Regions from separate parts of the Homo sapiens genome. Here all the other regions are linked to region 2. The links are chromatin loops, found by intact Hi-C in ENCODE. Cell type or tissue: PC-9. All regions are shown on one strand. Links, peaks and the distances in the headings refer to the core of each region. The heading gives the core; the rest is flanking DNA. Region 1 has its middle 320 kb from the start of PBX1. Region 2 overlaps PBX1 (PBX homeobox 1). Region 3 has its middle 130 kb from the start of LMX1A-AS2.

The links. Peaks named below come from ENCODE experiments on the same cell type or tissue, not always from the same donor. Only the 100,000 strongest peaks of a DNase experiment are listed, where the experiment ranks them.
Region 1: a loop joins it to region 2, with 9 times the contacts of the local background. A loop is called at or near these places in 7 of 110 quality-filtered maps.
Region 3: it touches region 2 in a loop (8-fold over the local background); 30 of 110 quality-filtered maps call a loop at or near these places.

The regions. Positions count from the first base shown.
Region 1 is chr1:164,236,587-164,245,131 of GRCh38, reverse strand. No RefSeq gene overlaps it. Among named protein-coding and RNA genes, the nearest start is that of PBX1, 320 kb to the left of the region's middle. RefSeq lists an enhancer at 8,085-8,254. In PC-9, for the core only: no CTCF peak of the experiment used is centred there; no DNase peak of the experiment used is centred there.
Region 2 is chr1:164,783,915-164,792,459 of GRCh38, reverse strand. The region is part of intron 2 of PBX1 (PBX homeobox 1); the gene reads right to left. Among named protein-coding and RNA genes, the nearest start is that of PBX1-AS1, 14 kb to the right of the region's middle. In PC-9, for the core only: CTCF peaks have their summits at 4,747 and 4,947 (motif pointing right); a DNase peak (open chromatin) is centred at 4,979; H3K27ac peaks cover 1,922 bases.
Region 3 is chr1:165,069,265-165,077,809 of GRCh38, reverse strand. No RefSeq gene overlaps it. Among named protein-coding and RNA genes, the nearest start is that of LMX1A-AS2, 130 kb to the left of the region's middle. In PC-9, for the core only: CTCF peaks have their summits at 1,862 (motif pointing right) and 4,246 (motif pointing right); a DNase peak (open chromatin) is centred at 4,239.

The sequences.
Region 1 (8,545 bases), core at 1,251-6,250, 550 kb after region 2:
TCACGCTCTTTCTGGACGGTTACACAAGCATGAAGAAGTGAGGAGAGAACTCTTATTTTGGTTTGTTCTGTAGCAGACCAAGAAGTGATCACAGAGTTATTCCACAGTAAAATAGTCTGGCTGCCAACACCTCTGTATCTGGTATACACACACCTGCATGCATCAGTATTCTTTCTGTAAACTATCAAAACAATTGACAACATCCCACAGAATGCTATAAAAGTTCTCCAAATTCCACAGTGATGGAACTAAAAGCAGAGTTATTTTGTATAGATCCCTTGTAGCTAATAATACTCTCCTGTTTGTTTCATCCAAATAATGGGTTTCTGATTATCTTGACATAGTTCCTAAAACATCAAAATAGCTTGAATTTTCCCAGTGAAGAATTACCTTAAAATTAAACTTTAAAACGATTTTATGTTATATTTGTCATGATTATTTTATGTTACATGTATAAAATTTTCGGTAGTATTTAGATTTATTCAAAAGAAGTGGTTAATATAAAGAATATACTTTAAGATCTAGACTTTTTACTTCCAATCTGAAATGTCATGGGTCAGTTCAAAGCTGACAGGATAAGCATGATTGGAAAGTTGATCAAGTCACCCTGTGGGAATTCAACTGGACAGTTCACAGTAGACAATCAAAAGTCTATGGCTTGGAGCAGACTTTAGAGTTTATTGAGTTACCTGCCTTCATGAAGAACTGCCCCTGAGCATTTAAAGAGTGTTGAATGGTAGGTGTCCTAGTCATCTTGGGCTACCACAGTAAAATGCCATAGACTGGGTGGCTGAAACAAGAGAAATTTATCTTCTCACAGTTCTGGAGGCTGGAAGTCCAAAGTCAAGGCACTGCCATTGTTGAGCTCTGATGAGGTCTCTCTTCCTGGCTTGAAGATGGCTGCCTTCTCTCTGGTCCTCACATGACTATTCCTTGGTGAAGATAGGGGGTAGGAGGGGGGGGGCGAGAGAGAGAGAGAGAGAACACTTTCTTCCTCTTCTTGAAAGACCACTAATTTCATCATGAGGGTCCCACCCTCATGGCCTAACCTAACCCTAATTACCTCCCAAAGCCCCGTCTCCAAATAGCATCACATTGGGGATTAAGATTTCAACATATGATTTTGGGGGAAACACAAAAATTCAGTTCATAACGGTAGAGGTTGTTCTACTTGCCAAACACTGTGCTAGTGTCTTACATGCATTATTTCATTTAATTATCACAACCATGTGAAGTAGGGATTAGTGTATCACTTTGTAGATGAAGAAAATGGGTTTTCAAAAGGGTAGAGAACTTGAAATAAGCAGAAGAGCTGGGTTTCAGCTTCAGTTCCACCTGAAAGTGTAATCTTATTTCTAAAGTCCACCACACAAAAAAATGTTATTATCTTTTACAATAGGTAAATATTTATTATATTTTAAAAATTTGAACAAATTTAGAGGTACGAGTGCAGATACATGGATATATTGTGTAGTGGTAAAGTCTGGGCTTTTAGTGTAACCATCACCCAAAAAGTATACACTGTTTACCTTAAGTAATTTCTCATCCCTCACCCTCCTCCCATTCTCCTACCCTTCAGAGTCTTCCGTGTCTATTATTCCTCACTTTATGTCTATGTGTACACGTTATGTAGCTCCCACCTATAAGTGAGAATATATGCTATTTGTATTTCTGAGTTATTTCATTTAAGACGATGGCCTCCAGTTCCATTTATTATGCTTCTGTGAAAAACATGATTTCATTCTTTTATTATGGCTGATTTGGATGCACAGATTTTTCTCTAGATCTTTGCATTGAAATAACATATATTCCTTTTTCTTTTAATTATAATAAGTCAAATCTTTAACTTGAGCTTGAATCTTTAAAAAACACAAAAGCATGCTCAGGAAATAAATTTATTACACAAAGTCCTTTGAAGCTTTGAGATGTGACATTTTCCTAATGACGTGCAAAGAAATAGGTTCATTGTATTGGAGTTGGTGAGGTGTTATGTAGTTTTGAAATGTGTTCTAAAATTTCGAGTATAAGATAAAATTCAGCCTTCTGAGCTCTGAAGTTTTGTGGTTCTACTTAGAACTAAAATGAGAGATCGAATATCAGCAATATTTAAAAATCCAGCAAATAATTACTACACACATGCCACAAGCCAAAGAACATGCAGGTCCCTATATTCCAGTAGACAGGAAGAATGATAGTATCCCTGCCTTAATGGATCTCCTGCATTTTGAAATTATGATAAATGCTTTTTAAAAATCTCTAAAATGAAATCCAGCAAAAATGATTTGGGAGTATTGTTTTTTTTTCCTGATAAATGACGTTCTAATGACATTTAATAAGTTAGAATTACTGTAGTACGGGTTCATCTGCTTTTATGTTAATTGTCTTGGGCAACATGAACAAGGGTGAAAAATCAATGATTTGTCAACTGGTCATTTATATTTATGTGAACAATCTCTAATAAGTACAAGTCATTCAGTTATTTTCTTCCTTTACTGTTTTGCAAATGATTCAAATGATACCTAGTAGAATTAGTATAAATATCGAGTTGTGAGTAATGTGATTTGGGTTAAAATTCTTGAATTATTTGTAATTAATTGACAGAATTTTAACCATAATTCTAATCATATTCAGTTTCAGCATGTAGAGACTTGCATTGTCTCCTTTACGTAATTCCGTTTAACAGAAAATAAACTATCAGAGCTTCTTTGCTTTAACAATTATGCTGGATAAATTAGTCTGTTCTCACACTGCTATAAATAAGTACCTGGGACTGGGTAATTTATAAAGAAAAGAGGTTTAATTGATATGCAGATCCACAGGTTGTACAAGAGGCATGACTGGGGAGGCCTCAGAAAACTTACAGTCATGGTGGAAGGTGAAGGGGAAGCAAGCATGTCTTCACATGGCTGGCAGGAGAGAGAGAGGGAGAAAGAGAGAGAGAGAGAGAGAAGGGGAAGGTTCCACACACCCTCAAACAACCAGATCTCTTGAGAACTCTATCACAAGAGCAGCAAGGGGGACATATGCCCACATTATTCAATCACTTCCCACCAGGTCCTTCCTCCAACACTAGGAATCACAATTCAACAAGAGATTTGTGTAGGGACACAGAGCCAAACCATATCACTGGGCTGAATAAAGAAATTTGGATTTTCTAGAATATTTAGCTTTAATATTTGAGAAAGAATAAATGCAGTTGATAACATAAAGAACAATTTCTGTATGCCTTATTGAAAGGAATGCCAAAGCCACTAAACACCCCTGAAATAAACTAACAAACCTTTGAAATAAATACCAACTAAGATTTATATTTAGATGGATATGAGGTTAGTTCTTACTACTAGGCAACCAGTTGACCTAAGTTTAATTTAAATCAGCATTGTAGTGTCTTCTAATGGACAGTAAGGATAAGTTCTTTTATACATGGAATACAGTGGTGTTTCCCTCCTCCCACCCCCACTTTAAAAATGCATCTTTATATCTATGATTATGTCTATAGAGCCAAATGAAGTGGGAAAATATGACAGTTATTGGAATAAATGTGGCCAAAATGGAACTGTCATTAAAATTATCTAGGTAATGGGAGATACATTTGGTATTTCTAATGTCTTCATTTCTTTGCTTTCTGCTTTCTGTTCTAGTCCCTTAAAAGATAGTGGGCTCATTGAATGTAACAGCTGGCATTCTAGATAGTGGCAATGTGAAATGGCCAATATATTGAGTATTGGTTATCCTCTTGTGTAAATCCTGAAAGATAACTTCAGTTCCTACAATGGGGGATCTAGCTCCACAGAGATGGACTCTTCCATATTTATATAGGCTATTTCCACTTACATCTCTCTTTCTCCTTCAGTAATGCCAAACTGAGACTTTTAATTTTCTGCTTATACATTGTGTGATATCCTCCAAACACACGGCTATAGGGTTAATTTTTTGTTGTTGTTTGAGTCCTCTACATTTAATCAAGTTTATCAACATATACATATCTGTCTAGCTAAGGATCAAAGGAAATGACAGATACTAAATATATTCACCCTGTCACTAGTAGGACATATGAGGAGTAAGAAAATAAACCCACTAGTAAGCATATTAAGTCAAATCAAAACATCAATTTGTCATTTTTCTTTATTAAGCTTGAAAATAGTTTTTTAAAATATTATTCAGTCCTGGTAAGTTATAAGACACACAATCTAGTGCATTGTTATTTGCAAAAAAAAATTGGTAAAAAATATTTTGAAATAAATTTGTATACACTAATGTTCACAAACTTTGGGACAGTAATCTCACTTGTAGGAATATTTGTAATTACTTAATTCTTACATAGAAAACAATATATAAAAGAGGATGTCAAACAGACCATGGTTTCATAGTTATTGACAAAAACTAAATAACACAGAAGTCTACCAATAAGAAATTACAATACAACTGTGTGGCATGCTTTGCTATTTTTCAAATATTTAAATTAATAGAAATAGAAATCATACAATATTATGGGTCTAATGCTCATAAATGATGTAAAATTTAGAAAGTAATTTGAAAGCTTGGATATCAGTATGTTTACAAATGTACCTTCTTGGAAGTGTATGTCAGTATATAGTATTAGTGTATTATTTAAGGTATTAATGAAAATAATAGACAAACTCTGACATTTCAGTGGTTTTATAATAAAAGGTCATTTCTCACTCATACAAGTTCACAGTAGTTCAATGCTGGTGCTTGGAGGAGAACCTTCTAGGTGATTCAGGGATTCAAGCTCCTTCTATTCCATAACTCCACCATCTCCTCCAGGACCATGGGGTTCATTAGTTTCACCTCAATGAAATGAAAGGCAAGACCGAAAGCGACACCTACTGCTCACCTCAGGCCTGAAGTGACACAACCCCCTCCTAATCAAATTCTATGGGCAAGAACTAGCTACACGATCCCACCTGGACAAGTGCATTGGAGAATGTGGCTTTGCTCGCTGGAAGGCTGCTTTGCAACAATAATGCTACATTAAGGAAGGCAAACACAGATTTTTATGGGGGAAAATACTTTGTCTCTGCCACAATTATTACAGTGGTCAAATACCCAGGCTCTGAAATCAGACTAAGGATGAAATGGGAAATTTAATAGTATCTACTTCATAAGTAGATTGTGAGAATTATATGAAATAATCACAGTGAAGCACTTACATTGTGCTCTACATGGTGGCAGTGAAGATCATGATAATCTTGTTTTCTCTGTCTATAATATTTCAGAAAAATATTAAGGAATAATATAAAATATTAATAGTGATGAAATTCAATGATTTTCCTTCTTTTTCTGGTTTCCAAATTTTCTGTATTATGATTAGGTAACTTTTATTATAAATATTAATTCTCATATGTATCATATGTATCTGAATATAGGCTATTCAAAGTTTTGAAGTCAATTGTATTTAGTCAATACTTTTGTGGCGCTTAATATGTGATGGCCAGATGGCCATTCTTTTAAGCATTTAACAAATCTGTTGGAAACAAGGACTTTGGAAAAGATAGCAGATTACGGTCTTGAAATTCTATGTAAGTAAAGTTGGCTGCAGGATAATCATTAATTATATATATATGTGTGTGTGTGTGTGTGTGTGTGTGTGTATATATATATATAGGCTTTTTTTTAATATGTATGATTTTCCATATGCAAAAAGCTGAAAGCAGACCATGGTTAGGTTAATGGCCTAAACTTGTTCTGCCAGGACAATCCAGGAATGTAAATGTTTGGTTCAACTCAAAAGAATGGAACTCTTGGCAACAGAGTTGTTACTTACCTTTTGCAGAGGAGAGAACTGAGGTTCACAGAGGAAGTGATCTGCCCTCAGTCACACCCCTGCATCACTTTTGGTGCCAGTGGTGTTAATGTTTGGGAAGTAATACAGCACGGAGTTCGGAGGAGCATTTTTATGGCTAAAGGGCAGCATCCTAAGCACTTTAGAAAACTAAGTGATGAGAAACCAGGTTAGATAACAGGCCTTGGGTGAGGAATAGAAAGGTTGATGGAAGGGACTCAAGATACATCACTCGTTTTTTAATTTTGCTTAAGGCTGACAATATTTCTAAAGCCTTCTTAAATAACAGGAGGAAATTTGAATGCAAGAGTTCAAGTAATAATGCTGACCTGAAAAATACAATTGAGATTAAATTTTCATTCATTTGATAAACATGTCAGGAACATTTGATATTCAGACAATAAGGAAACAAAATGAGTAAGACAGACTCTTCCATAGAGGAGCTCAGAGTATAGCTAGGGAGGAAGGAAGTGTAATTACAGTATGTAGTATTACAAGCTGAAGTAGAGGAATATCTAAATTGAAATTTAAAATATGAAAGAGTTTTTCTTATGGAAAAAATAAACTTTTAAAGTACATAGAGAAGTAATAAGGAAGGTTCTCCAACAATAAAAGCAATTTTTCTTATCTAGATTTTATACCAAATAGTTTACCAATATTGAGCTGAATTACCAACTATGTATCCAGAACATTTCACATATGCACACCTTGAGGACAAGAATTGCTACAGTGGGGACATTCAAGATCTTCAAAATCAAGATTGATGTGCTTTAGGAAATGTTGATTCTATGAAGATGCAACTAATATTTATTGAATACACCAATGTGCCAAGTAAGTCCCCATATTCCTATCACTGAATACCAAGATAGGGTTTACTAGAGAACACTCTGGTAAGAAACAATAAAACTCTTTTCTCAAAAAGTGGATTTATTTATGAGCCATTTTAGGTTTACTAGAAACAATCAGTTCTAGTGTTGTCTAGTGTTTTTAGTTCTAAAATATAGATGCACCACTATTGAGCATAACCAACTCTTGCGGAACATTTGCCTCTGCTGTACCTCTGTATTTCTTGCCTAGTTCCTCTCAAATGTCAAATTAACCTTCTGAAACTCCTTATTACATAGTATCTCCAATGAATAAAAAGACTCTTTTTGAGCATGAGTGTGTGTGAGAGAGTGTGTATGTGTGTGTATATATGTGTGTGGGGTGTTTTCCTGGCTAACACATGTCAGGATCTGCCTAAGCCCCTCACTTTGTGCTCAAATGTCACCCTGCCAGAATTCATTACATCCTGTTTATTAATTAATTAAAATATATTTATACAGAACAGGCTTTATGAGATGGAGTAAAAAATAACGTTATGAGAGGCATCCTCCAGACAGGGTGGCTTGTCTCCGATGGCAACCAGGAATGCAACTCCAGCGTTCCCTGTCAATGCCACTGTGAGAGTTGAGGTGATATGAAAATGTAGTAATTAAAGGTAGATGATCAAAGAAATTACTTCAGTTCTGGAACTGGATATGGGTCAAATGTATCTTTTCTAAATCATGGTCTGATCATAAATATCACTTTGGCTTTTTGATAAGAAAAAACACATCAGCGCTCTATACACACACTCACTCACAGACATATACACGTAACTCCAAAGGTGTCATGGGGACATAAAGTGAGGTGCTAAGGCAGCTGTGAAGATTCAGCTAATGCTTACTGACCTTCTGCTGACACCAGCCACTGGACAAGGTGTTTCCATGATCTTTTCTTCAAGTCAGCTTACTATATGACACGAGGACATTTATCTCGCTCCCTTTTATCTCAGGTTTCTTCCTTGTCTTCCAAACGTGGTTAAACAGACCTGCCCAACCTCCCGGAGCTACTGTGAGGGTACCACAGAGTATGAGAACCTGTTTGGAAAAATAAATTGACGTAGCATTAGAAATAAACTGTCATTACTGGATGGGTTTTCTAAGCATCCTTTTAGGAACATATTTTGGTGAAGCAGTACCTAGGCTGTGGCTATGGGGCTCAGTCTTGTATTTAAATAAACCTATATTGACAGATTAAGGTCTTGGGTACAAAAGTTGGAAAGGATGTCAATAATTATTGGATATAATCATGTTGTCTTGAAGATATTGTAAGCTGAGGGTAAGAAAGGCTTATTTTACAAGAAATACATATATGTATACATATATAACATACATATATATATATAAATATTCCATGAGGAACCCTTAGAAAGCTGTGATATACAATTATAAAAAAGAGACCACCCTCACTCCCAACAAAACAAAAAAACAAGAACAACAATAAAAACAAAACAGGCAGTGATGAGAAATAAAAAATAGAAAGTGCCTGAGATGAGGACTTCTTACTTTTGTCTTCCCGCAAATGCAGACATGAAACTAAAATTTATGGTACATAAAATAGTGTCAGGAACATATATTTGTTGAATGAAACATCTGAAAAACATCGAGAGGGAAGTTAGTTGTGACCAATACTCAAGTAGAAGATATTTATTCATTCTGGCTTTTATAACTAAATGGAAATCAATGCGAAAAATCAAATTTGATTTACTTAAATTTTCTTTAAAGCTTGCTTTTTAAGAATATATCTATCTAGTCTATAATATGAGGCATAGCTGTTTGTGATAAGCTGGCTGTTTGCTGTTCAATGATACTAGCAATGATTTTGAGTTGCAATCATTGGCTGTCCAATTCTAGTTTGTGGGTTGTGCTTAATTTA
Region 2 (8,545 bases), core at 2,421-7,420:
TAACCCAAGAAAGAAAATAAAAAACACAACACATTTGTGTTCTTTGGCTACATAAGCTGCCAAGTTACTTGCAAGATGCCATTTGAGGAATAGAAGAAAGGCTGGAAAAAGAGAGAAACTGAGAGGGTGAGAAAATGAAGGAGGGACTTGCTTTGTTCCAAAATTACACTCCACTTGTATGTGGAATCTCGAATAATCAAATTTATAAGAGGCAGAAAGTAGAATAATGGGTACCATGAGTTGTGGGGAGGAGTGGGGAGCTATTGTTTAATGAGCGCAGAATTTCACTTTGGGAAGCTGAGTTTTTGAGATGGCTGCAAAATAATACTCAACTGTACACTTAAAAATAGTTTAAAATGGTAAATTCGGCACTTTGGGAGGCTGAGTGGGGGGTTGATCACGAGGTCAGGAGATCGAGACCATCCTGGCAAACATGGTGAAACCCCGTCTCTACTAAAATACAAAAAATTAGCCAGGCGTGGTGGTGCGTGCCTGTAGTCCCAGCTACTCGGGAGGCTGAGGCAGGGGAATCCCTTGAACCCAGGAGGCGGAGGCTGCAGTGAGCTGAGATCACGCCACTCATTGCACTCCAGCCTGGGCAACAGAGCAAGACTCCACACCCCCACCCCCCAAAAAGGTAAATTCTATCTTATATATATTTTACCACAATAAAAAATTTCAACTAGAAAAATGTAATCATAACAAAATATATTTTTTACTTTCATCCCCATACTACCTAATTTCAATTTAAGGAAAAGCATTTCCCTCTTTATTTCTCCTTTTAAATTTCCATAAGTCTGTGGTTGTGCACTCATTGCCTTTCTTTGCAATGCTTGATCAGTCTAAATTTTTCATTTCCAAAATCACCTGAAGTACACAAATCCAGTACATGTGGAACGAAATCTTCAGACCTTTCCTGTGGACTAGCAGAGAGTGAGGTCTAACATAGCAAGAAGACAAATTGGCCCTTGAGCAGGGTCGTTTAGCTCCAAACATTGAGATCTATGTGTTCCGAGTGATAAGGACTCTGTCCTGTTGGAAACAAGGGTGAGGTCCTTTTAACAAGCTGTCTCCAGGGTTTCAGGGAAGCCAGTGCTCTGGTAGGATGGCGTCTCAGATCAATGAGATGGCTGATCTTTATGAAAACACCAGGACCCTTGGTGGTGATTTGGACTGAAGGAGATCCAGTGATTTAGTAAATCAGCAGAAGAGCGAGACAGTCTTTTTTACTACCCCTTCAGACAACCTCCCATAAAATAAATCACTCATCTAAATCCAGTTCAGTTGTCAGCAGCCAAGTCTTTGTTAAGAGGGAACATAAAAAGTGTTTTCAATTTTTAAGAAATTGAAAAGAATGTGTGGGTAGGGTGGGAAAGAGGGAAGTGATTAAAGGCAGAGGAGAGGGGTCCGGTGTTGGTTGACATTTTGGGGATGGAGGTGGCAGGGTCTAAGTCCCTGGTGGATATCCACACACCAGAGCACAGTCAAGAGCTGTTTTCATGGCAGAGTGCATCTGGTGAGCCCCAGGGGGACAGTGCCAGTTCCAGGTGTCTCCCAGCCCTGGCAAAGCAGGGCTTCGGGTTGTAACAGGGAAGGTGAAGATGAGCTCAATGAGGGTATGTCTAGATGTTTGAGCGTCATCACATATAATACCAGCATAACTGCTGGCTGTGCCCACATGCTCCTGGCTGCCAACAGGCAGCAAAAGAACCAACCCTGAACGTTGTTCAGAAGGAAATCCCAATTCCTAGGCCAAAAGGAAAACTACAGTATGGCTCTCACAAAACACGAGACCATCAAATGGAATGGCGAGCCATGTGGATCAGTGGTGGCCATAAAGAGCAAAGAGGACAAAAGGTGCAGGGCAGAAGCTTGGGCTCCGTGGTGAAGTAAAAAAGGATGAGAGGAAGGAAAGGAGGGAGGGAGGAGGGAGAGCAGGTAGCTGGGAAGGAGAAAAGAAGGAAGCCTGCACCCTAGACGCAAACCACAACACTACCACGTCATGATCTTCTCTCTTCAAACCTGAATATGTAATATTCTGCTACACAAAAACAAAATTGCCATAGTGGTGACGGCAAAAGGTTAGGAGGTCATTGAGGTTTATTTTGTGGACTTTTTTTTCCAATAAAATCCTTCCTTTGTAGGCTCAGGAGACTGAATGGGAAACTGCTCCTTTGGCTGATCTTTGCACAATAAGGATTTAGTCACGTTATTGTTTCTTAAATTTATTTACTTAAATCTCCGAAGCACTCTGAAGAACAAATTGCCACTAACAAAGGTTTCCTTAAGAAAGTAGATGGCTGCTGTAACCATGCCCTGAATACCAGGCCCTAAAGGCACCGAAAAGAATCTCGGGGCATCCAAACATCTGGCAGCAGCGCCCAGCAGCCTCTCCTTCACCTCTATGTGGTTGTTTCTCTTTATATGATAAATTTTAATAGCCTTATCCACAAAGAAATTTATGGGTCATTTACAAATTAGAAAAAAAAAAGAATCGCCTCTGAGCCATTAATAAATATAGTTGTTTCACTTTAGCTCGATTATTCAAAACATTGTGCTGGGGCAAAATTCTACTCTCTCATTCGCTCACTGAATCTCATGTCCAATATACTTCCTTCAGAAGAGGCCGTAAGCCCCCACGGCTGGCAGGAACATTCCCCACGAAGCTGAGGCTGGTAACCCTTCAGCTGGGTGTTAATGCCTTCAAGTGGGTCCACCTGGCTACTCCACACCCAACTGGTCCTGCATGCGGCCCAACACTGAGAGATTTTAGGACAACCTCTGGTCTCAACAACAACAGCAAAGCAAAAAAGAATGATGTCCTATTAATGGTCAGGACTTGCCTTGCCAGGGCTAGTGTTAAGCACTGCCTACTTGAGCTGACATCAAGTATCCTACCTCCTCCAATCACATGGGTACCCCAAGCGGCCTCATTCATTCCATCAGCTTATTCCTCCAGCCAAACTCAGTGAGGTATGAAAGAAGGGAGAGGCAAGGCAGAGAGACAGTTCTGATCCTCGCTCCTCCAGGAGCTACACAGGTGATCACGCACACATCACTATGAATATTTCCCATATACCTAATATTAACCTCTGAGAATATTTCCTCTTTCCAACCCCTCTCAGTTTCATGCCTCTGCTCCATCTTTTTAAAACACCATCTTTTTAAAATAGTCAATGGGAAGCACAAACAATTTCACACAAACTCTACACACCTCCTAATTAATACATTTCTTGGCCTTCAAATCTAACTGGTTTTAAATAAAATAAGAAAGGAAATTGTCAAGGCTGGCAAAGAACACTGAAAGGATAAACTGCAAGCCCCTACCCGCCATGGAAGTTTCAGGAGGGTTGCAAAGCTTAAAGCATAAAGCATACTGCCTCTTTTCTTTCAGGTATGAAGGATACATTTAATTGGGCGCAGTGGTGGTGGGTTGGCTGGGGCAAGAAAGTGTTAGTATTTCGCTTAGCTTTCACATCATTTTGTGAATCCTGCAAATAAATACTCCCTAAAAAGAAATTTGAATTCACTATGAGTTAATAGACTTAGTTTCTAAATGTGGCCAATTAGAAATTGATAAGATAGATACAATGCACCACGGCATAAATATTGCTTGCATTTACACTTAGAGTTCAAGACACATAAATAGGTCCCCAATCAGAGTTCTGAAGAAAACAAAAGAATGAAAAGAAAAGGGCGGGGGGGGGAGGGCGGCGGGTAGAAAAACCAACAACAGTCATTTCCAAATTACACCCTTTAAATTATACTCAAATTATGAAAATAGAAAATGATTGTGCAAAAACCCAAAAAAAATTTTTTTAAGGAACAATATGAACAAGGGAAAACCTTAAAAGAAAACCATCTTGCACTATTTTGCATAGAAAATTCAGTTCTGGTGGATTTGGGCTGTGTCTGTAATGCTTGGAGGGGACAGGGATGGACCAATAAACAACCTTGCATGCTCATATTTGTAGCCAGCGCAAGGAGAATCCAAATATACCACTATTAAGAATGGGTGTTGGGATTCACTGATACACAAACTGTTCAGCTCGGCGGTTAAAAAAAAAAAAAAACACCAACATTAAATAAATAAATGAAAAGGGTGATATGTCTAAGCAGAACTGATGCTACCTATTTATTGCTGGAAGCCAGTACTCTGGTGAGTAGGAGACAAAATGATTATTTAAAAGCTCCTTTTTATCTCTGCAGCACCATGCAAGACTCAAATGAACCTTTCGCCAGGACACCAGAGATGTTAACACTCATCCTCCAAGATCCAATTTCAACCAGCGGAGCTGTTACCTAATCCAGCAACCATCACATATGATCAGGTTCCTGCTTCCCTGATGGGTGCCCTGCGCTCTCTCCCTCCCCCTCATCTCTTCCCTCCCCACCCCAGCAGCTTTTTTCTGAAATAGGTTTTAAAGGGCCAAATCCCTTGTTTGTCCTCATGCATATAGGGTTTTAATGGCCAGGCAGGCCCGGACGCGTCCACTACCCGAAAAATGTCATTGATTGCAGTGGATATGCAATCTGCAGAGGGGTTGCGCCCATGAAGATATTTAACCCATTTGGTAATCATTCTTACAGAAAGAGTTTCCTTCCCACAAATCCACCCAATTATGGAAGAGACCAGTTGAGACAGGTAGGTGATTTATACAGGAATTGTCACAAGTCCTTTAAAAAGCTTCTGATGTCACATGTACCTTGCTGCCATCGCTTGCCCTGGGGTTAATTCTTTGGTAAAAGTCCTAAGATAAAGGGACTGTCACAGCATTGTGGGAGCTGCTCTCACCACTTGTCTCCTGCTGTTCTTTCTTTCTTTTTCTTCACACAAGGAGAAAAACAAACCAAACCCAAAGGCATAGTCAAGATCATCCTTGGCGGGAGGGCCGTGTGGCGGGTTGTTTTGTCCTTGGCTGAGTGACGTGGGTCCGGAGCAGCTCCAGCCAATGCCCACTAGAGGGCACTCTTTCTTCACCAAGGACTGGTTCTCCAGGCGGGCGGACAGTCAAGTGTCCAGGTTCATGCTGGGGGAATGCCTCTGCTCAGATTCAAACTTCCACAGGTGGGGGCAGGTTGGGAGGGGAGGAGGGCAGATCTACAGGGAGGGTGGTCTTCAGATTTGGACAACAGTCCAGGGGCCCAAAGCTGAGCTGAGAGAGAGAAACAGATAAAGAACAAGACAGAAAGCAGAGGCAGGTGGTCTGGGGAAAGGCACAAGGTAGCCTCCCAACGGTGTGTGCAAAAAGGCAGGCTCTCTCTGGCTGATCTCTTTGTTTGATTTGTAGGCACAAACCTCCATGCAGAGTGTTCTATTGCCCAGGAGCTCAGTCTTTACCACATCCTACCAGAAGAGTTAGAAAAGAGAGACCAGCTCTCCCCGCCTCATTCCCAAGTCAGCTATGCAGTTTTAGGAAAAGAGCAAAATGCTTGCTTCCTGAGAGCATCAGAGTTATACCTTTTATTTGTTCATAAAGTACTTGCACGCACTGAATTACATCACCTTACAAAACATGAAGTAATGTTCCAAACTTACATAGCAGATAACCGAAGATTATAAAGGCAAAGCACATTTCCCCAAAATCAAAGCAAATGAGACACAGCCGACACTGAACTCTAGATCTTTAACTCTCAGACACTTCAGTCCTCTACAATATTGGAGTTCTGAATCCTTTTCACAACAGGCAGCTACATGGATGTGATATCTATTCTGTGCGTGTGTGTGTGTGCGCGCGCACACACACACACACACACACACACACACACACACACACAGTCTCTTCTGATGCCCAAGGCACACCGATACTCTGGCCAAGAAGAAAACAATCAGATAGTAATGGAAAGAAGGAAGTTTTTTCTATTGATTTCCTAATTTCTTTTAATTTCTCTAAATCTGGTCCTTTCCCATTACCTCTTTCCACCATCATGGTTAGAGCCACTGTATTGGGTGATAGAATGCCCTCTTCTTTCTCAGCCACAGAAATCCACTTACTACAGTCCTATTTCATTTTAAATCTCAGCTCAAAATCCTTCATGAAATCTGCCCTGACGAGAAGAGCCGAAAATGATCTCTAAGCCTCTGAGGCACCAGGGCACGTACTGCCTAGACCACAGCCATGGGGCATCTCAGGACATGCCAGGGCACACCTACCATCTTGCCAGCAAGACTGTGAACTCCTGAAAGGCGGTTCCCCACACAACCTCACAGGGCCCCTGACACTAAATGTCTGTTCCAATATTTCTTAAGAGCAATATAATAAAGAATCAAGGAGGGAAGATACGGGCTGGTGAGATCCAAGGATCTGTGCCTCAGCTTCCTGTTCTCAGCCAGGCAGCCAATTCCCTGTATGTGCTCTCTTTCCCCCTGCATTCCAGTTACAAGTTGTACCAGAGCCAGCATGCTGTTGGGTAGAAGGCTGTTCTCTCTGCCACCTCTTCCATATCCACTTCAAAAAACTGTCAAATCTGCCTTATCAAATCTGACAATTCTAAACAAGCAAAACTACACTGGCATTAAGCCAGAGCTTCCTGGACCCAGCCTGGTATGACCCCAGGAAGCCAACATTACCGGTGACAAAGGCTCTGGGTGCTGGGAAAGGCCTGGTTCCTGACTGGTACCTGGGGAAGAAGCACTCTGTGAGGGCTGACAGGGCCTGGCAGCCAAGGGGCCACATAGAGGTTGTCTCCACAAACAGGCCCTCTGAGGAACGCTCAGTGCAATCAAACAAATTACTGCTCAAGTACCTCCAAGGTGACAGGAATGAGCTGGATCCTGGGACCTTGGATGACCCAGATATGGGCTCCGACTTCAAGAAGCCCATGGTTTACGCTCCTCCAGTCCCTCGGACACAGGACACCAACTGCTTTGAGGCTTGTGGGTACATGAGATTGCCAGGGTGGGTGGATAACAACTGAAAATCTGAAGATTTGTGTGCATCCAACTGATGCACATACACTTCTTCCTCTGATTTTGTTTACTTCCTATAAGCACAATATATCCACAGCCCGGAACCTCCTCAAGTTGAAAAATAACTATGCTCTAATTTGATTCTTCTCAACCAAAGGTGGGACCCAAATCTTCTGTTAGTGTCTTGAAACTCAGGGCAGCAGGTCCTCGTGTTCTTCACTCCTTATTCTCAATCTCTCTGTTTGATGTGAAATGCCTTTTTTAATGGTGATTTTTAAAGAGTTATTCATCAAACAAATAGAAATGACTGATGATTCTGTTTTCTAAATTTTACAAGTCAGCATTACTGATAGGTGTCAGTCAGCGCTTCTGATTATACAGGGAAAGCAGTTACCACCCGAGTTGACACCTTCCAGCCCCAAGTGGAGACCCTGGATGCTGCAGTAGGCCTGGAGCGGCCTCTTCAGATGAGAAGCTGTAGTTTAAGAAATCTCCAAATGTTGAAAGCCACCCTTGTTCCCCCGGGTTGTCTCTCAGCCCTCTAGAATCTCAGAGACACCGAGGTGGGACTTAATCTAGGTCCAGGGTTTCTTAAAGTGGGGGATTTGTATTGAAGGTAAGATATTATTGTTTTTAAGCCATTCCAACTGTTTTTCTTGGTTTGCCAAGCAGGTAGGCCAAGTTCAGGGATTTGAAGGATTTAGTAAATGAACCAAGTTCAGGGATTTGAAGGATTTAGTCAAACAAAGGCAAGAATTTGCGGCCCTCAAATGTTTCAGCCCAGGAATATTTATTGAGCATTTACTATGGTGCCAGGCACCGTGCTGACTTTCCAAATAAACGTGGTCCTGCGAGGAGCTCTTAGATTCACTCGTTTTTCACATTTAGCCAACAGCCACAATGTGTAAAACTTTGTGTGAGGTTTTAGGGCAAGAGATGAAAACAAAATTATATGACACTCTTGAGACAGTTTTAGGTTTTTGTTTGTTTGTTTATGTTTTGTGGTTGTCTTTAGAGAAACACACCAAGTTTTTCTTGTCATCTTTTTCCCTGGGTTAGGTTTTGGCGGTTCTGGTCACGTGCATTTTCTACTTCTCAGGGGATGCATGGGCATGGATCCCATTCACACGTTCCCCACTTGGCACGCTGCGCCTCCCTGGGCCAGCTGGCAGGGAGAAAGCTAATGTGCTGGGCGATAGGCCCCTGCCTTTCTGGATGGGTGCCGGCTGCCTGGGCGAGGGGCTTTGGTCCTTAATAGCTCAAGTCTGGACTGCTGCTCGGGAAACCCCTTTGCCTAAACAGGAGCTACAGAAGTTGGTAGGAGGGCATGACTTACACAAGCTTTGGCCTTAGACTGACATACCCAGAGGTATGAGGAAAGGGGGAAAGCCATCGGAAAGACAGAAGGCCAGGACCAGGACCAGGGCCAGGGAAGGGTGTGTGAGACCTGGATTGCCTGTGGTAACCCATGATACAAGGAACAGTTTCCTTCTTAGTTACACATAAAAAGCATGAAAAATGTGGAGCCATTGGTCGGCAACTTGCTGTGCATTCCGTGGAGATGAAAGCTTCTCTCTACAATGGTATTTCCTAAAGGAAGCAACCATAGAGAAAACAGAAGTTTCTCAATACTCT
Region 3 (8,545 bases), core at 1,809-6,808, 290 kb before region 2:
TCATTCGGGTTGTTTTTAAAGCTCCTCTGATTATTATTTATAGGCAAGGTGAGGACCATTGCATAATAATAGTAATAATGATAATAATGGTTCATAAAAAGTTATAACTATTTCAGTAAAAGACCATGTTAGTTCAGAAGGGGGCATGTTTTATTTATGCCTGGCGGGGTGGGGGGTGGGGGTGTTAAATATCAGTGTTTGTATCTTTTCCCATTGTTGTTAATTCAGTGTACTTTCTGCATCCATAAAGAATGATCTCGTTTAAGAATAGGGCCCACTCATTCCTTGCCTGCTTTTTACTGTCACCCAGCATAATAGAAAGTGCCTGGAAGTATTATAGGTCAACTCATAGTGTAGCTTAAGATATCAAAGTCTGAAGTCACCTGTTTACGGCTGTATCCAATTCTCTATTTAAATGATGTCAGCCTTTTCTGACGCCTCCCTGCCCTACCCCATCACTCTTTTGTGAAGATCTTAGTCCGACTGGTTGCTTTGGGTTGTATAAACAAAACAACCAGACTAAATGTGTTATGGCTGTGACAGATGTTCCTGGTGATACAAGTGTGCTCTGCATGTTAGGAGCCATGGCTGCCACACGGCTCGGTTCTCCCCCTCCCTCCACAGAGGCAGCAGGTGCTGGCAGGAGGGTACCCAAGGACAGGAGCCTCTCTCTTCCTCTGCACACCACAGCCGATACCAGCATGGCAGATGCACAGGGCTGCTGAGAGGAGGACAAAAAAGCAAACTTAGCTACAGGTGGAGATCTTGTCCTGGACTGGGCAGCGGATAGATGTTGGATAGGGCAGACTCTCTGGTAGATGCAATGTTCTCCTCCTTTGTTCCTAGAGCATCTCCCAGCTCCACCATCTGCACTGTTATCACCTTAGGGCTCCCTGGAGTTCCTTACAACTCACCTCCAGTGGTTGAGAGGGAAGTGACACACATGTCCATCTGCTCTGTGCTGTGTGCTCAAGGGACAGAAGCCTGAGCACTCAGCAGTGTGTCCCGTTGAGACACTGACCCCATATCCCTTTCTCATAGGTTGTGTCTCCATCTTCCTTTATACTTTCAGAACTATTTCTTTAGACTGAATTTGATCTAAAAGACAAAAGTTGGAAATTATAACTCTGGTTGAAGAGTGAGGCCCCCAGACCCTTCTGTCAACCCCCAAGTTCTGCATATCACAGGTTGAACGCATCTGTGGACCCACTGGGCATGTTGAGGGGAACATGTAGCTTATTGATGCCCCTCTAGGGTACCATGAAGGATGTGGCTCTGAATTCAGAGGGGCCCAGGATGAGCCTGTGAGCCTTGGAACACAGCCGCTCTCCAGTTCCTTCTCAGCAAAAAACCTGGTTGCTTTGAAGGCAGCCAGTGATTCCCCATAGGTGGGGATGCTGCAAATTTCAGAGAGCTTTGCAAAGACAAGAAAGGCTACTCCTTCCTGCCTCCACTATCCTCCTCTACAGAAGGGATGTGCAGAGACAGCAGAGGGGAGGGCATTTATCAGTATCCAGGTGCACATTATCTAGAAGATTAGAAAAACCCAGTCTCTTCACCCGAACTGCTTATGTCTGCAGTTTTCCAAGGTCCAGTGGAAATTGTTAATACGGTTGTTGAATAACAGCAGTCAGCAAGGAGTATGGTCATTGACTAGAACATAAAATTAGGCTAGAAATTTAAGAAAATGAATTGATTCCTTTTCTCTCTGATATAAAAAAAAATAATAAGAACAACTCAGAGTTTCTCAGCCTCAGCACTATCGATGCTCTGGGCAGGAGAATTCTTTGTTACTGGGGACTGGTCTGCACATTGTCGGATGTTTAGTAGCACTCCTGGCCTTCACCCACTAGGGGCCAGTAGCACCCTCCAACAAGCTGTGACAATAAAAAATGTCTCCAAACATTGTCACATGTTCCCTGGAAGGCAAAATCGTCTGAACCATTGTTCTAATTAGTTGGTTTGGAAGGTCAAAGACTATTTGCCAAGCCAATTTTAGGCCACAGGCTGAGGAAATAAAAATCCCTTCAGGGATAGAGGAGGCTGATGTTTTTTCTGAACCTGCGGGAAGAATATTAGATTCAGCAACTAACAGAGTTTTTCTGAGAACGGGCCCTCTGGCCCATCAACACACAGGCCAACATCCCTGGTGGGGAATGGGCCACATGATGCAATGATAGAAATCCAGATAACTTTGGGGGTTCTAAAGCAGAGGACCCAGGACCTCAATTCCATAATGTAGCTTGGGGAAGCTTCCAGCCTAGAAATGTTCTGGAGCTTCTCACACCTGCTTGTGGTGTAGGGAAAGAAGCTAAAATGTCTGTGCACTGGAGAAGGCCTTGGAAGAGCATTTGAATGAGGGCTGGCAGACCCAAAGGGCCCCAAGAGATGGGATGATTATGGCCAAGGCATCAGGGTGGAAGGCTAAGGCCAAAAACAGACAAGACCTATCCCCTTGGCAGTGGATGTCCGGAGCGCAGAGCCTGAAGACCTGGCACCCTCTCCCTGCCAAAGCCTGGAGAAGTAGGCCCCACCCTAACTTTATGTCACCCACAGGAAGTAGAAGAGTGAAGGGGACAGCCCTAGACTGACAGAGGTCACTTGCTGTAGTGGAGTCTCCCTTGCATTGTTGGTATTAGTATTTTTTCCTAAGACACCAAATAGGACTAAATTGAAAAGTTAGTTTTTGTTCCATTTTAGAAAGTAGTTACATTTTTGCACACCGGAGTTTGTGAAATTTATGCCTGGTATAAGTCATTTAAGCCAGCATTTCTGATCTTGTTTAATAAAGAACACTTCTTTTTTAGAGAAATATCTATGACTGGCCCCAGTAAAGTGAGCGTCCCTTCAAATACAGTTTGGAGAATGTTGGCTTAGAGTGTAGAACATTTGCGCTATTCCCAAAAAATAAACAAACAAATAAACAACAAAATCTATTCTCGGATCATCGTGCTGTTATTAATAATCTCTGTTGAGTATATTTTGTTTTTATTAGGCATGAAACATTTGCAACTAAGAATTAGAGAGTTGCGCTCTCAAAAGCCTGAAGGAAAAATTATCAGAATCCTAGCAGTGTGAGGCCAACTATGCCCCGCTTTGAACTTAAGATAAATAACACACCCAGGAGAGCCACTGGTGCAGAGCTACAACCCTGGAGTCTCATGGTAATGAGATCTGGCTTCAGAACCTGGCATTCCACCTCCCGTGCTGCTGTGGTCAGGTTGAAGTGCTGTGCTCACCTCACCTACTCCACCATTCACCAGTTTGAAGCCTCTTTTTTGCTCTCCCCTCCCAGCTCCCCCAGGAACACCCTGTCTGCAGTGTCAAGAATTCCCCAAATTAGGAGGAAAAGGTCAAGACCCCATAGTTCCAAGTCCTGGAGTCAGCCCCAGGGGAATACCCCCATAGGGTAGAAGGGCCCTCTGTGTTGTCAGAGGAAGGCCCGGGCAGCAATGCTTCACAGGGTGGTTCTTTCGCCAGAGGCTCTTTGGTCATTTGCATGGGAGTTTTTGATCACTCCATCGATGAGAAGTCCTATCACTATCTGTGGGGCAGGACTAGGGTTGGTAAATATTCTACAATACAGAGGACAGTCCAGCAAGTCCAGCGTGACAGAGAATTGCTGCAGCATCCCCAGCAGTTTTGGAAAGCTTCACTAGAACAGGAGAAAAGCCTCTATATAATTGCCTGGGGGGCATTTTGCAAAATTTGAATATACCTTAAGTTTCCTAGGGAAGACTGTCTTTGTCTAGTTTGGAATTTTACCATTTTTTTTTAACTTATTTTAAAAAATTACCTAACCTATAGCAATGCTGCTGGTGGCCCTTGAGGCCAATATAGTACATTTCCACCTACTGGATTTCTGGGTTTTTGATGAGTCTAGGACTAGATGCAAGTTTCCAAGTAATTATGTCTTCTAGAACACCCAGATGTGAACATTTATATCTTCGAATATAGATTTTCTTTTATTTTATGTATATATTTATTCATTATTTTTATTTGATTTATTTTATTTAAAAATTACTTTGAACTTTTGTATTACAATTAGAATTTTTATAGATTATTTGAAAATTATATGCATTGAGAAGCTATTTTCAATTCAAATAGTAAAGGGAGCACAAAATATGTGTAAGGGGAGACAGGTTTGTTAAGTGCAGAAATTAACGTCTTAGTGTCCCGGGGCAATGAGGGTAATTCTAGAGAACCTCCACTGGAGGTCACTAGAATCTCACCCAAATATGTCAGGGACAGCTACAGGAGAGTTCAGTTTCTCCCACATTAAATCAATAGCGATGCAAATTGCTATTAATGACATTCATCTCCCCTCCCTCCCCACAAGGGATTGTTTTCTCCCAAGTGTCTCCTTCTCTTTTACATCTTCCCTTTCACTTGTATGTCAGCACCAGCCTCCTTTATTCATACCCAGTGCTCAGGCCTGTGTTCCCCTCTTCCCTGAGGTTTAATTTCAAGCATACAGAGATGTCGAGCTGCATGGGAGCATGACTGCCTTATCTTCCTGGTCTGGTAAAAGTCAAATAAATCGGCATTTTGAAGAATTTAAAATTAGACCATGCATTACACGCTGTGTTGAAGTTTACCATACCAGCATTGCTGCCCCAGGGGCAAATAGACTGAACTCTCTTCAGCAGAGCTGTGTAAATGATACAACTCTTTTAATGTTAAAGTAGAGAAATGACCAAGGAAGGGGAAAGGCCTCAATATTTATAATAAATCTATTTGGCTAGCAGAGGAAAAACGTTTTTTGATATAGCACATCTTCATGGCCTTAGCACCTTGTAGATTCCTTGGCTGCAAGATACCTCACAATGAGCTATCTTCAACATGAACTGAAATCTCTGTTTTTGTGTGTGTATCTCTCACAACATTGACTTGCCTAGGTTTTTTTCTCCTCTTTAGAGATGTAAAATATTTGCGTGGCACAATTTCTGAGGATTGCCAGAGAAAATGAAGCCAGCATTAAAGCCATAAAGGTGGAGCTTTAAAAGATGAGATGACAGTCACTTTGCCCTTTCCCGCCTTAAAGATGAGAAAACCAACATCTTGCAAAGTAAAGTAGGAAGATGAAGATAAGCATCAGGACATGGTTGCCTCAGGTGAGGGGAAACAGAGGGACAGGATAGAGATAGAACATCTAGGGACGGGTCAGTTAGTGACTATGTTCTATTTTTTGTGTTGGGGGAGTGGCAGGGCAGGCACAGATATTTATAACATAAACATATAAACAAGCCAAAAATGGGCCATGCCCAGACCAGTGATGAGAGGGTATCATGATCCAAAGACCATGATAAATCCAAGTCTGTGTACCTGAGTTCCAAAAAGAAAAAAAAAAAAAAATTAAGGTGGGAAGGAATAGAATGGTTCCTAGGATCATACTTCCAGCTCTCTCAGACTTAGATCAACAGCTGGATCTAACCTAGTGCTAACCTACATTAGCCCTGCCGTTAGTCACTCTACCTTCAGCTCTCAGTTGCCTTGCAATGCACACTATGCTAGAAGCTAGTTAAAAAAAAAACAAAAAACAAAAAACTAATCAAAGTAATCAAAGTAAGCAAAGGGATTACAGGGGTCCAAATGGGTGGAATAACTCACATATAAACAGAGCCAGCATCCTTTACTTGACCAAACAAATTCTATACAGTCTAAACCAGTTGCCCCTGCTTGTCTCTGAGGGCTGCAATGATTATACTCCAAGAGGTTACCCACCTCTGAGAAAGAAAGTCTTCAAAGGGTCTATACCCCATGAAGAAAATCCAAGAAGCTAGAAAATAAATTAATAGCCCTTCCAGAAATAGCACCCATTAGGGAATTTCCTAGTTTTCTTTTTCTTTCTTTCAGATCAGGATTGAGCAAACTACAGTCCATAGGCCAAATCCAGTTTGCCACTTGTTTTCATAAAATTTTATTGCAGTGGTTTTAACTGGGATGACTTTGCTCCCCTATGGCAATGTCTAGGGATATTTTTGGTTGTCATTAGTGGAGGTGGGAGCACTGTTGGCATCTAATGGGTCAAGGTCAGGAATGCTGCTAATCATACAGCAATGCACATAACAGCTCAGCAGCAAAGAATTATTGGGGAAAAATGTCAACAGTATGGAAATTGAGAATCCCTTGTTTTGTTAGATCCCTACCACATTCATGTTTCTGTACTGTCTCTGGTTTCCACAACGTGCTACAATGGCAGTGTTGAGTAGCTGAAACAGAAATCATACAGCCCCCAAACCCCAAATATTTACCATCTGCACCTTTATAGAAAACGTTTGCCAAACTAAATCTAGAAAATGAGTTAAGAGCAATGAACAAGCAAGAAAATCTGTATTATTTTGAAAAATGGCAATGTTTTGTCTGCAATATATACAATATCCCTTAGAAATTCAGTTTTGACCTTTCATGGCTACATTTTAATTCTATATCCTTCTGACGACCGCTCCATTATCTCTATTTATTATGGCTCTGCTTGCATTCCAGGCACTGAGGTGAGTCCTCTGCCATTCAAATAGAGGCCCATTTCCTGCTCTTTGGGGGATGGATAGCCCAGTGGGAAAAACAGACATTAATTAAATCATCACCCTAATGAATGTATAATGAAAAACTATAATAAGAGCTTGTAGGCTAGAGACAGGTTCTATCACAGTTGACTGGGGCTTGGGAGAGGCTCCCTGAGGAAGTAAGTTTTGAACAGAGGCCTAAACAGTGTACAGAAGTTAATGAGACTAACACAGCGTGTGTGTGGTGGTGATTTTGGGGCAGAGGGGTAGTGGTGGTGAGTTAGACCAAGGTGAGGGAGAGATTGGAACATTGGCGGAAATGACAAAAGACCAGCATCGTTGAGGTTTAAAGAGCCTGGAGGAGTGTGGTTGAAGATGCAGCTGGAATGGGAAGTCATGAGGACCAAGGAACAGCATGTGGGACAGATAGTGTGTTTGGTCTTTATCCCAAGAGCATCAAGAGCAAAGAGAAGCCATTGAAGGGCATGGGAAGGGGAATGTGATCTGATTTGCATATCAATATCACAAATGGTCAGATTCGAAAACTGAAGAAAAGTTAAACTAATTTAAAAACCTGGTTGTTTTGAAAAAAACTAGCTGATTGATTAACTTTGAAATATCTAACTAAAGCATTGTGTTCTCTTTTTTTTCACCCAACACAGTCAGCGATGAGAGTGAATTTGAACATGATCATTTTCCTTTTTACGAAGCAGGTTTGTGTGTGGAGACTCAGCTGGAATTTATCCTACAGTGATTTCTAAGGTCATGCTTCTTTTGAAGATCAGTTGAATATTTATGTGTGTGTGTGTGTGTGTGTTTGATGTTAAAATTTCCAATTCTCACTGTGCCTTCTAAGTTTTCTAGGACTTTAAAAATATACTCACCAGAGAGTCGGGAGAATCAATGGCTCATTTTATAATTCTCTATGATGTAGACTATCTAGTTTTCCTGTGCAAAATGTGTTTTTTAACCAAGTTTTAATTTCCTTTTTGTTTCATCTATATAGCCAATTGTATCTAGCCTGTTAAATGTTATTACTGTCCATAATCTGTACATTATTTACTAGTAGTACCTTTGGAAATTTAGGCTACAAATCCTCTATGTGACTAAAATCAACTAAACATTCTATTGTATGGGTTGAGGGGTGGACAAAGAGATGCAGAAAAATAATAGGATGTGATTCTGGTTATTGTTCCTTTGAATTATTGACCATTGTCCTTTATCAAACAACAGCTTCTATTCCAGAATAGAGGTTGGCAAACTATCAAGTCCAGCTGGCTGCCTGGGTTGTACACAAAGTTTTATGGGGACACAGTCACACTCCTTTGTTTACATATTGTCTATGGCTGCCTTCATGCTACTATGACAAAGTTGCAAGAGAAATTATATAGCTACGATCCTAAAATATTTACCATCTGAACCTTTATAGAAAAAGTTTGCCAATCTCTGTTCTAGAAAAAGCAGATGAAGCTATTTATATATTCTTTTCGTGTGAGAATATTTAGTGGTAACTACATACATAGCCTTTGCCCTCATTGCCATCATGAAAACCCAGCTTTTCCCCCAGAGCTTAGGTAAGACCCTGCTAAAGGCTGATAATGGTTTTCAGCACTTACAACGTAAGCAACACTTCACTAAGCATTTCATATATGTTATCTCACATAATCCTCACTGCAGCCCTGTGAATTAGATATTATTATCCTCATTTTGCAAATGAGTAAATTTGCATTAAAGAAGTTAAATAACTTGTCTAAGTTCACAGAACTTGTAAGTGGCAGAAATGGGAATTTGATTCAATTTCTATTTCTTTCCTGGGCTGCTAACCACTCTACTCTGTGGCAGTGGGTACTCTGCACATATTCTATCAGAACCAACTGAAAAAGGAAAAATGGCTGTTGGCTCCAAAAGTAGGATCTAGCTTCCTGTAATGGGTCTAAGGTTGTCAGCACTCTGGACAAAAGTACCGCCAAGTGCACAGATCTGGTTTCCTTCCAGAAAACCAAGTAGACTCTATACTTAAAATGGGTGTTCTGAGGTCT